Linked DNA regions of Homo sapiens: region 2 is linked to region 1. A link is a loop called in an ENCODE intact Hi-C map of the cell type or tissue named here. Cell type or tissue: PC-9. All regions are shown on one strand.

The links. Peaks named below come from ENCODE experiments on the same cell type or tissue, not always from the same donor. Only the 100,000 strongest peaks of a DNase experiment are listed, where the experiment ranks them.
Region 2: it touches region 1 in a loop (4-fold over the local background); 1 of 110 quality-filtered maps calls a loop at or near these places.

What each region holds. Positions count from the first base shown.
Region 1 is chr5:171,492,175-171,497,174 of GRCh38, reverse strand. It overlaps LOC105377721 (a long non-coding RNA gene), which reads left to right and starts at 1,589. Exons shown (of 3, transcript XR_941213.2): 1 at 1,589-1,720. LOC105377720 (a long non-coding RNA gene) reads right to left here and starts at 2,379. Exons shown (of 3, transcript XR_941212.3): 1 at 2,094-2,379. RefSeq lists an enhancer at 2,695-3,542. In PC-9, no CTCF peak of the experiment used is centred here; DNase peaks (open chromatin) are centred at 1,654 and 2,164; H3K4me3 peaks cover 757 bases; H3K27ac peaks cover 3,897 bases.
Region 2 is chr5:171,665,412-171,670,411 of GRCh38, reverse strand. No RefSeq gene overlaps it. Among named protein-coding and RNA genes, the nearest start is that of SMIM23, 120 kb to the left of the region's middle. RefSeq lists enhancers at 1,587-2,164, 2,165-2,743. In PC-9, no CTCF peak of the experiment used is centred here; no DNase peak of the experiment used is centred here; H3K27me3 peaks cover 32 bases.

The DNA of each region.
Region 1 (5,000 bases):
GAGTTCGAGACCAGCCTGGCCCAACATGGTGAAACCCTGTCTCTACTACAAATACAAAAAATTAGCCGGGCGTGGCGGCAGATGCCTGTAATCGCAACTACTTGGGAAGCTGAGGCAGGAGAATTGCTTGAACGCAGGGGTGGAGGTTTCAGTGAGCCAAGATTGCGCCATTGTACTCCAGCCTGTACAACAGAGCAAGACTCTGTCTCAAATAATAATAATAAAAAAAATTAACATAAGAAATGCACTTGGCACACAGGAGGGGCTCTGTAAATATCAGGTGGAGTTCGCGCTACCTCCCAGTTCCCCTCTCCCTCTGAGTCTCTCTTCCCAGCTCATTTCAGAGCAAGAGTTGGAAGGAACAAGAAGGCCATCTTGGAGGCAAGCCTTGGTTAGGCTCTGCAGAAGGGATTCAGGGCCAAACATAACATCAGATTATTAAAAATGTGGACTGTAAACACCGGCACAACAGGCCAGAACACAGTGGCCAACACACCACAGCCCAGCTGCTGCTCATGCCCATGGCCACACCACCTGCTGCCCCTGATTCTGGGATGGACCCAGCTCCACAGGCACCGGGCACAGACTGGTGTGTTTTTCCTGAGCTGAGCCCTGGGGACCTGGCCAAAGCCTGTCCTCATAGCGAGAAGTCCTGGCAGGGTTCCTCAGAGAGGAGAGGGCCTCCTACCCTGCCCCCTGCTCTTGCCTTTAGGCTGGCCCTGAGGAAGTGACCAGAGACCAGGCCCCTCAGGGATTCTATAAACTTGGGCCTGACAGTATGGAGCCAGGTGCCCCATATAGGACGGGAACCCCAGCACCCCCAGTTGGCAGCTGTGTGAACTTGGGCAAGCCACTTTACTTCTCTGAGCCCCAGGGTCCTCATCCAAAAAATGAGGGTATTGGAAGCCACCCCCTCCCCAGCCCGTGGTGTGAGGGTTAAATGAGATAGTGCATATAAAGCGCAGTGCTGGCAGAATAAAGGTGGGACTGGGGCTCAGTGCACCCTGGCATCCCACGCCAAGCAGGGCAAGACTGATGCTGGGAACCAAGCTCCCATCATATCTGGGGGTCATGTGGTCACTGGAATGGCCACTTCTCTTAGCACCACAAGGTGAAAGGTGAAAAGCCTGGGTGCAGAGCTGAGTGAGCAAGCCTTGGAGACAAAGAATGCTGGATCTTTTTTGTTTTTTTGTGATGAAGTCTTGCTCTGTCGCCCAGGCTGGAGTGCAATGGCGCGATCTCAGCTCACTGCAACCTTCGCCTCCCAGCTTCAAGTGATTCTCATGTCTCGGCCTCCTGAGTAGCTGGGACTACGGGCGCGCACCACCAAACCCAGCTAATTTTTGTATTTTTAGTAGAGATGAGGTTTCACCATGTTACCAGGCTGATCTTGAACTCCTGACCTCAAGTGATCCACTCGCCTCGGCCTCCCAAAGTGCTGGGATTACAGGCGTGAGCCACCAAGCCTGGCCGGAAAGGTGGATTTGAACCCCACCCCCATGATGCCATAGCTGTTACTGCCCTGTCTATAAATAGTGATATTACCTACCTCACTGACATACTTGCTCACTCAAGGAATTACTGAATTTACTGTTGAGGACCTGCCTTGTGTGCAGCTCTAGTCTCCATGGAACCCTAAGGTTGGGCTCCTGCCCTCAAGATCATTGTGAAGATTCAAGGAGGTACTGCATGGCGATGCCTGGCATTCCACAAGTGCTCGGTAAGTTGGCTTTCCTACATTAATCACTGCCTGCCTCTCTCCCTCCCCACCTTCCTTCCTCCTTCCCGCTCTCCCTTGGTGGCCCTTGCCTCCTTCCTTCCTTCGACTCCCACCCTCCCTTCTTCCCTCCCTCCCTCCCTCCCTCCCTCTGTCCCTCCTTTCCTTCCTTCCTTCCTTCCTCTGTGGGGCATGAATCAGACACGGGCCCTCTGGGAATAATTACATAGAGAATGGGGTGGAGAGTTCAACCCCCTCTTTCCCCAAACAGGTACCAAGCCCTTCTTGGCAGGTGCAGACCAGGGCCTGGAAGGAAAGGACAGAGTTGGTGGCCACAACAGGAGAGAGAATTTAAAAAAACAACCCACTCAGTTACCTTCGAAAGACCAAGGCTTTGGCCCCAAGACCTTCCTTCCAGCCCTGAATTCTCTGATCCTCAGTTCTGGGAGGGAAAGGAGAGGAGGGGCTGGATGACTCAGCGGCCCTCTGGGCAGTTTGTTCCAGCCCAGGGGCCCAGGGAAGCCCCTTGTAGGGAGGGGTAGCTGCTGGTCACATAAGCTGCAACTGGCCCTGGGACACCACACTGTCACCCCAGGGTCACGACCCCACAGGAAAAGAGGCTGCGGGACCCTCCCCCGGCCAAGGCCTCGCCAGCCTGCCCCGCCTGTGTCACCACCCAACTTGGCTGAAACCTGATCCAGAAAGATAGAGCCGGCCGAGCCAGCCAGTTATGTCTTAATGTAATTTAGCTGTAATCGCAGCGTGTTTTCCCTCGCTATAATTAGTAAAATGTGGTTGTTTTCTGTGTTCCTGGAAGATGTCTGAACCAGAGCCAGCTCCCCGTAGCTTCTCTGACAGGCTCTCCCAAATAGGCCCACTAGCAACACAGTGGATTTACCAACACTATTTCCCCCCTTGACCTGAGTTCTCCTAATTCCTGAGTTGAGGCCTCTCTCTCCTGGCCCCTGAGGACACGTCCCAGGGTTTAGCGCGGGGCCTGCACGCTGTAGGTGCCCAATAAACGTGAGTGGGTGATGGAGGGATCAAGCCAGCAACAACAAAAAGGCATGTAGGGAAAGAATTCCTCATTTAGGATGTCCACGAGACCCACAAAGAAATGCGTGTGTTGTATGTGTATGCTCACAGGTGTGTGTGCTGTGTATTGTGTGTGTGTGCTCCCAGGCGTGTGTGTTCTCACAGGCATGTGTGTGCTCCGTGTTGTGCATATGTGCTTGCAGGCTTGTGTGTATTATATGTGTGTGCTTGCAGGCATGTGTGTGTTGTGTATATGTGCTCACAGGCATGTGTGTGTTGTGTGTTGTGTGTGTGTGCTCACAAGCATGTGTGTGTTGTGTGTGTGCTCCCTGGCGTGTGTGTGTTGTGTTGTGTGTTTGTGCTCGCAGGCATGTGTGTGTTGTGTGTTGTGTGTGTGCTCACAGGCATGTGTGTGTTGTGTGTTGTGTGTGTGCTTGCAGGTGCAGCTGTCTGCTTGTGGGTGTATCTGGGATAATGGGCAGAGCCAGCTATGCGTGGGGCTCTACCAGCTTGGGACGTTTTGTCTGTGTGTTCCCACCAGACAGCGCTGTGTGCAAGTGTGGGAATTCTGTGTGCTGTGCACGGGGCCACCCAGAGAGCACCAGAACTGGCCCTGAATGCTCTGCTGACTGCAACACAGCAAAGGATGTGCAGCCCCTGACTCTCCCTGTCCTGCGCGCAGTGCTCACAACCTTCTGCCTCGGATCATCCTTCGGCACAGTCTTTTGTCCTTTCACTCAGGCATCAGCAAACATCCCTCAGGTCCTCCTGTACACTGCCATCTGCCACTCTCGGTGGCTCTCCAGTGGGTCTCTCTGTAGCTTCTTACTCCCCCACGAGTTCATTCATTCAATGAGCGTTTCTTAAATAATTACATGGGCTAGCTTGCGGTTTTGCGGTGGTTTTGTGTTGATGTTTTTTGTTTTTTTTTTTAATGAAAGATCAAGATTCACGTTTTCTGCCTTTGCCAATTCTCTCCCAATAGGAAACATATTTCAGATCTCTTATTTTTTTTTATTATCAATCGCTATGTAAAATAAAGTGGTGATAGCACTCACCCTTACCTCAAAGAGTTTTTGTGTACAGGTTACAGTCTAAATTCCCTTGCTCAGTATCAGTGAGGAGAATGACTATTTCACAGAGGCAGTAGGGCAATCAGGGGCAAGAACCCCCACAACACTTATTTATGTGGCCTCAGGCAGGCTACTTCACCTTTCTGAGGGCAGTTTGAACATGCTTGATGTGTAAGTGCTCAATAAATGTTAATTATTATGTTACTAATCGTGTGGGCTTTGCATTTTCAATTAATCGGTAATGCTTGGAAAGTGCCGCCAACAATCATTTCTCCAACCCAGCGCCCAAAGTTGTGTCCTTGGCAGAAATCAAGAGCATCTGCATCAGAGGAATGCCGAGCTCTGGTTGGCTGAATTCGCCTGGACTCTTCTGATTGGCTGGGACACGAGTGGGTGTGGCCCATTTCCCAGAGCCCACTTGGCAGTCATTCTTGGAGACTGACGTCAGACCGAGGATTTGGCATTTTACCTGGGTTATTGTTCTTTTTATCTTTTCTCGGGAAATCTCACCAAATGTCCAGTCCTATGATTTCTGCAGATAAATTCTTCCAAAACACATCTCCCTTTACAAAATGCGTAATTGTAGTATTTGCCCCACGGCGCTTGGGTGGCTGAAGTGGCAACGCGTGCTCCAGTGCGGTGGTGCCGAGTTCCACCTTCTCACGGTGGGCAGGGGGTGTTCTGGAGACCTTGGCGCCAGGCCTTTACTCATGTGAGAGCCGCCAGTCCTCCTTGCAAATAGGGCATTTCTCCCGGCCAGGCGCAGGAAGAAACTAACTTTTTAAAAAATGTTGGTAAAATGCACTTTAAAATGTTACCATCTTAACCAACTTTAAGTACAGTTTAGTAATGTTAAATACATTCACACAGTTGTACAGCCAATCTCCAGAACGCTTTTCATCTTGCAAAACTGAAACTCCTGTCTGTTAAACAGCAACTCCCCACTCACCCCTCTCTCCAGCCCCTGGTAACCACCACTCTATTTTCTGTCTTGATAAATTTGACCATTCTAGGCCGGGCACGATGGCTCACGCCTGTAATCCCAGCACTTTGGGAGGCCGAGGCGGGTGGATCACTTGAGGTCAGGAGTTCAAGACCAGCCTAACCAACATGGTGAAACTCCGTCTCCACTAAAAATACAAAAATTAGCCGGACGTGGTGGTGGGCACCTGTAA
Region 2 (5,000 bases), 170 kb before region 1:
GTAACATGATGACTTGGTCAGGAGTGAAGCACCATCAGGTGGTAAACCCCACAAGGACCCAGGTATCTTGACTCTTAGTAAGGTCACTTGGAGACCTTATGGTTTTCCAAGCCAGAAGAGTGACCAGCTCCGTGAAAGGTTGGGTATAGGAAGTGACCACGCGGCTCAGATCATAGTGCCATGTCCGGGAAATAAATGTGCCTTCTAGGCCAGCAAGGCCCTGATTACACGGCCTTGGCTCAATTAATAGGATAAGCAATAGGTACTTTTAGCTTGGCAAAGTGGTCAAAAACAGGTTGCAAGAATAGTCTGGGCCAAGCCATTCCTCCATAAACTACAAAAGAACCCTAATTTCACAGTTCCTTAGCTTTAAACCAATTTAAGTATATTAAACCCTTCAGCATCTATCATCATGGTAGCTGGGTGGCGGGGGTGGGGGTGGGTACAAGTACAAAGACCAGAGTGAGGATAGAGCAATGTGTGAGAAAAACCTGGATTCTGGTATAGCTCTACTGCCAAGAATATCTCCCTGCCTGGAACAGTTGGAAATGCAAGAGAGTATTTTATGATTTGTCTGTTTGTTTGCCAATTTCAAAGAAATCTTGATGTAGAAAGTTTGAAAAACACATAGAAATATAAAGAAGTAGGAAAAAATCACCCATAATCCAATCATCCAGTAATAACCAGTTTACACTGTGGTATTTTTCTCTCTAGAGTTTCTCTCTGGGCTTTTGTTTTTTAAATAAATGTGATACTTGGCTTGAGACCCATCCACTTCCCAAACTGGATGAGATGAGGCCTGTAACATCCTGAAAATATATATATTTCAGATTGTAAAATGTAATATGCTCATTAGAGAAAATCTAAAAAAATTTCAACAAGGATGAAGAAAATTAAATTAAAATTCCACCACGTAGAGAATTAACATTGGGGTGAATTTCCTTCCCATCTTCTTTCTTTACATTTCTTTGATTATCATACACATGTTTACCTAATTTTGCATTCTACTTTTTTTCCTTAACATTATGTCATGAGCATTTCCTCCCGTTATTGCACATTCTTTCAAGGCTACATAATATTCCTGGGTATGGACATTACCTACCTTATTTAACTCTTCCTTTATAATGAATGTTCGATTTTCTGAGCATTAGTTTTTTTTACAAATGCTTGCCCACAGCTCTTTTATTTCTCTAGGATTGATTCCTTCAGGAGGAATTACTGGGTGAAAGTGGATGAATCTTTTAGAGAATATGAATCTTTTAACACATACTGCTACGTCGTCCTTTGGAAGGGCTGTAACTGGAGCAGTGCAGGGGGGTACCTACTCCATTATACCCTTGATTTAACCTTGAGAGCTCTGCCTGTTTTACTTTGCAAAACGCTATTGCTACTTGAATCATTCCTGAGCTAGGACCCAAAATGGCTACTGCCTTCACTGGGCATGGCTTTGTGACATTAAGTCAGCCAGTTAACTCTTGACTCCATTTCCCCATTCTTACCACGATGTGTTCTTTAAATTCAGATGATTTCAGCTTAAAGTTGGAAATACTGGTTCACATTCCAGCTTCAGCTTTTTAAGATTGTATTTCTTAATCTGCAAAATGGGAATAATACCTAGATTACAGAATAATGATGATTAAAAAACAAAACAAAACATCACAACAACAAAATACGTAAATTGCTTAACACCATGCGCGGCACATAGCAGATGCCCAATGAATATTACAATTATCTTCTTTCCTCTCTTTATCCTCAACATAGAAAGCATTTGAAAAGTCAGGAAAAGTAGCATTAATCTATCAGATTTCTAGTTGAAGAGACCAAAGCTCAGAGAAGTGAAGTAACTTGCCTAAAGTCCTGGTAGCTGGTAAAAGACAGCATGAGGTCCACTCCCAAGATCTAAAAGAGGGGACAGCTGCAGGGCTAAATACGGCCTAGGCATCTGTTTTATTTGGCCCACATAACCAAAAATAAGTAAGAAAATAGGATAAAATTAAATAAAGACAACGTTTAAAAAGAGGAGCTTTTACATCCAGATATGATTTCTGGTTTTTCTTGAGAAACATTCAATCTGGTGACGGGGCTGGTGGAGTCCACTGGTGCCTGTCCCCTTTGCAGAGGCCACGCATTTCCAGTTCTCCAGGTCTACACTGGGTGTCCGTGGGTTTGAGATACTGCGCGGTTCCTGGGTGCACTGGAGTTTGCGACCCCTGCTCTGACCCACTGTGATATTTCAATGTAGGGCTTCTGGCCACCTCCCAGGGTACGCGCTCCCGCTAACCTCAGACGGCGCGGGCCCGGACGCCCGCCCCGAGGCCGGAGAATTGCCCACCGAGCCAGGTCCTGCGGAGGCCCGTTGTAGTCAAAGAATGTGAACGTACATTGTTCTCCGCCCAGCCGCATTCATGCGGGGTGAGCTCACCCTGGCCCGCTGCCTCCTTCCCCCAATCTCTCCAATTAAAAACATATTACCTTCCCGCTCCGCCAGGAGCAGCCCTGGGCCGCAGCTTTATTTTATAAACACATTTAGACAAGTTCAAAAAGGAATGATTCATGCTGGACCTGAGCACTCCTAAAGGCGAGGGCTGCTGAGCATTTTCACAGGGCACGCATCCTGAGCCGGACCAGGCCCGGCCCTCGGGGGGTATCATCTCTCCCGCTCGAAGGCCGGGATTACCTGGATGCAGCTGGAAGGACTTACCCACAAGGCCACCTTTCGGCACTCCCAGCGCAGCCTCAGTCAGGGGTTGCGCCCAGACCAGATCTAGCCACCGGGGGCTCCCGGAGGGGAAGGGCGCAGGCCCTGCCCCTCCCCCGCTGGGAGGCTTCCTCTGATCCCCAATCCTGTCCCCCAACCCCAGTGACCCCTCCTCCTCTCTCCTGAGCGGCTCAGCTCAGAGGCTTCCAGGCCCACCCTACCACCCTGGGTGAATTCCCTCCTTCAACCCACTCCATGCAGCACTCCTGGAGGGTGTACCCTGGAGGGTCTTTTATGCTCTTTCCACAGAGCCAGGCTTAGTGTCTGGCACAAGGAAGGGCACGCGGCAGGTGTCAGATAGAATCACAGTAGCAAGAATGAGGAGCTTGTTGAACAGACAGCATTGAGAGGATGCCAGGCACATACTTAGTAATTTACATCTATTCTTTCATTTAATCATCACAAGCACCCTGTGAAGTAGGTGCTGTTTGTGACAAGGCCATTTCACAGATGAGGAAATTAAAGAGTGGCGGGATTCGGTTTCAGCTGGACTTTACCTACAGGGTTAGCCTTAGCTGTCAGAAGTGAAAGAGCCCATTGGCCATTTGATCTTGTCACTTGACTTGACAGGTCTACAAACGGAGGCCTGGACAGGGAAAGACGTCCCTGAGACTATAAAGGATGGCGTAGCCTCAGCAGGAGACCCAGCTCCCTGCCTCTGTGGGGCACCACGTCGTGCCAGCCCCTGGCATCACGCCTGACACATAGTACGAATTCAGTGGATATTTCTGAAGGAGTGAATTTTTTGTGACACTCCCCCTCAGACCTCAGTTACCCCGACTGTATCTTACTCATATCTGAATCCCCAGTGTCCAACATCAGACCTAGAACAAAGTAGGTTCTCTAAGGATATCTGTTGAAGCAATGGATCAGCGTCTGATTGTGCCATTAGCCACTGCACTTTAATCCTTCATTATTAGTTTACAGTTACTGGGTTATTAATTTTCTCTCCTCAACTGAAGGGTAAACATGGGATCTTCTCCCTCCTTCATAGGCACGGCTATGCTTGGCACACAGAGGTGCTAATTCCATGGATGATCACTCACTGGTTCTTGCCCTCATTACTCTCTATTGAGCACCTACTATGTGCCAGGCACTGTGCCAGGTTCTGGCCAAGAGGTGTGATACAAAGGCAAGTCCAACCATGACCCACCCCCAGGAATGACCACGGTAGCATCCCGCAGCAGCTGTCTCTGCTGGTGCTCACTGTGACCATGATGGGTGGGACTGTGGGGGCCTCGTCTAACTTCAGAGGAGTCTGGGATGAGGAAGTTGTCTGAAGTCCTTGGTCTTCTCTGCCCATTCTTCACCAGTCTTCCTAACCCCAGTCAGTCCAGTGGTGCCAATCACCAGGAGCAGGAAGTTGCCAACTGTATTCTGCTCATTGATCCAGTCACTCAACAAACCTTTATTAAGTGTCCACTGTGTGCCAAGTCCTGTAGTTGTAAGAAATAGACTGCACTTGGCTGGGCACGGTGGCTCATGCCTATAATCCCAGCACTTTGGGAGGCTGAGGTGAACGGATTGCTTGAGCTCAGGAGTTCAAGACCAGCCTAGGCAACATGGTGAAACCCCGTCTCTACTAAAAATGCAAAGATTAGCTGGGCATGGTGGCACATGCATGTGGTCCCAGCTACTTCACGGGGCTGAGGCTGGAGGATCTCCTGAGCCTTGGGAGGTGATTGTGCCACTGTACTCCAGCCTGGGAGACAGAGACCCTGTCTCAAAAAAAAAAAAAAAAAAAAAAGGAAAAGAAAAAAGAAAGGCAGAAATAGCCCACAGTCAGGAGCAACCTTGCCAGAAGTGTCTGTATTCATTAGAAGGCTCATGGGGCCAAGTGAGAAAACGTAGGTTCAGGCAAAGGGGGAACTGATGAGCACCTATCATCAAACACAGGGACGGCCTCAAGCACTGCAAAGAGTCTTTCTCTATATATCATATCTTTGCCTCTTCTTCTTAGGGCTGGCCTTTTTTCCCTTGTCACAATAAGATCATGGCCACTGTCAATATTAGGGCTCAGGATTCCCAACTTCACCCCCTTATCAGTCTAAATAGAAAATCCCCAGGGAAGCTGAAAACAGAAGAGAAGGTGCTGCTCCAATAACATAACAGAGTGGGTGACAATAAGCCTGTTTCTAGGTCATCCTTTTAGTGTCCTTGGCCTGTTTCATCTTGATTCCTATATCTAAGAGCCTGATTCATAGATGATTTGATGGTGAGGTGAATGAGTTACATGATTTTG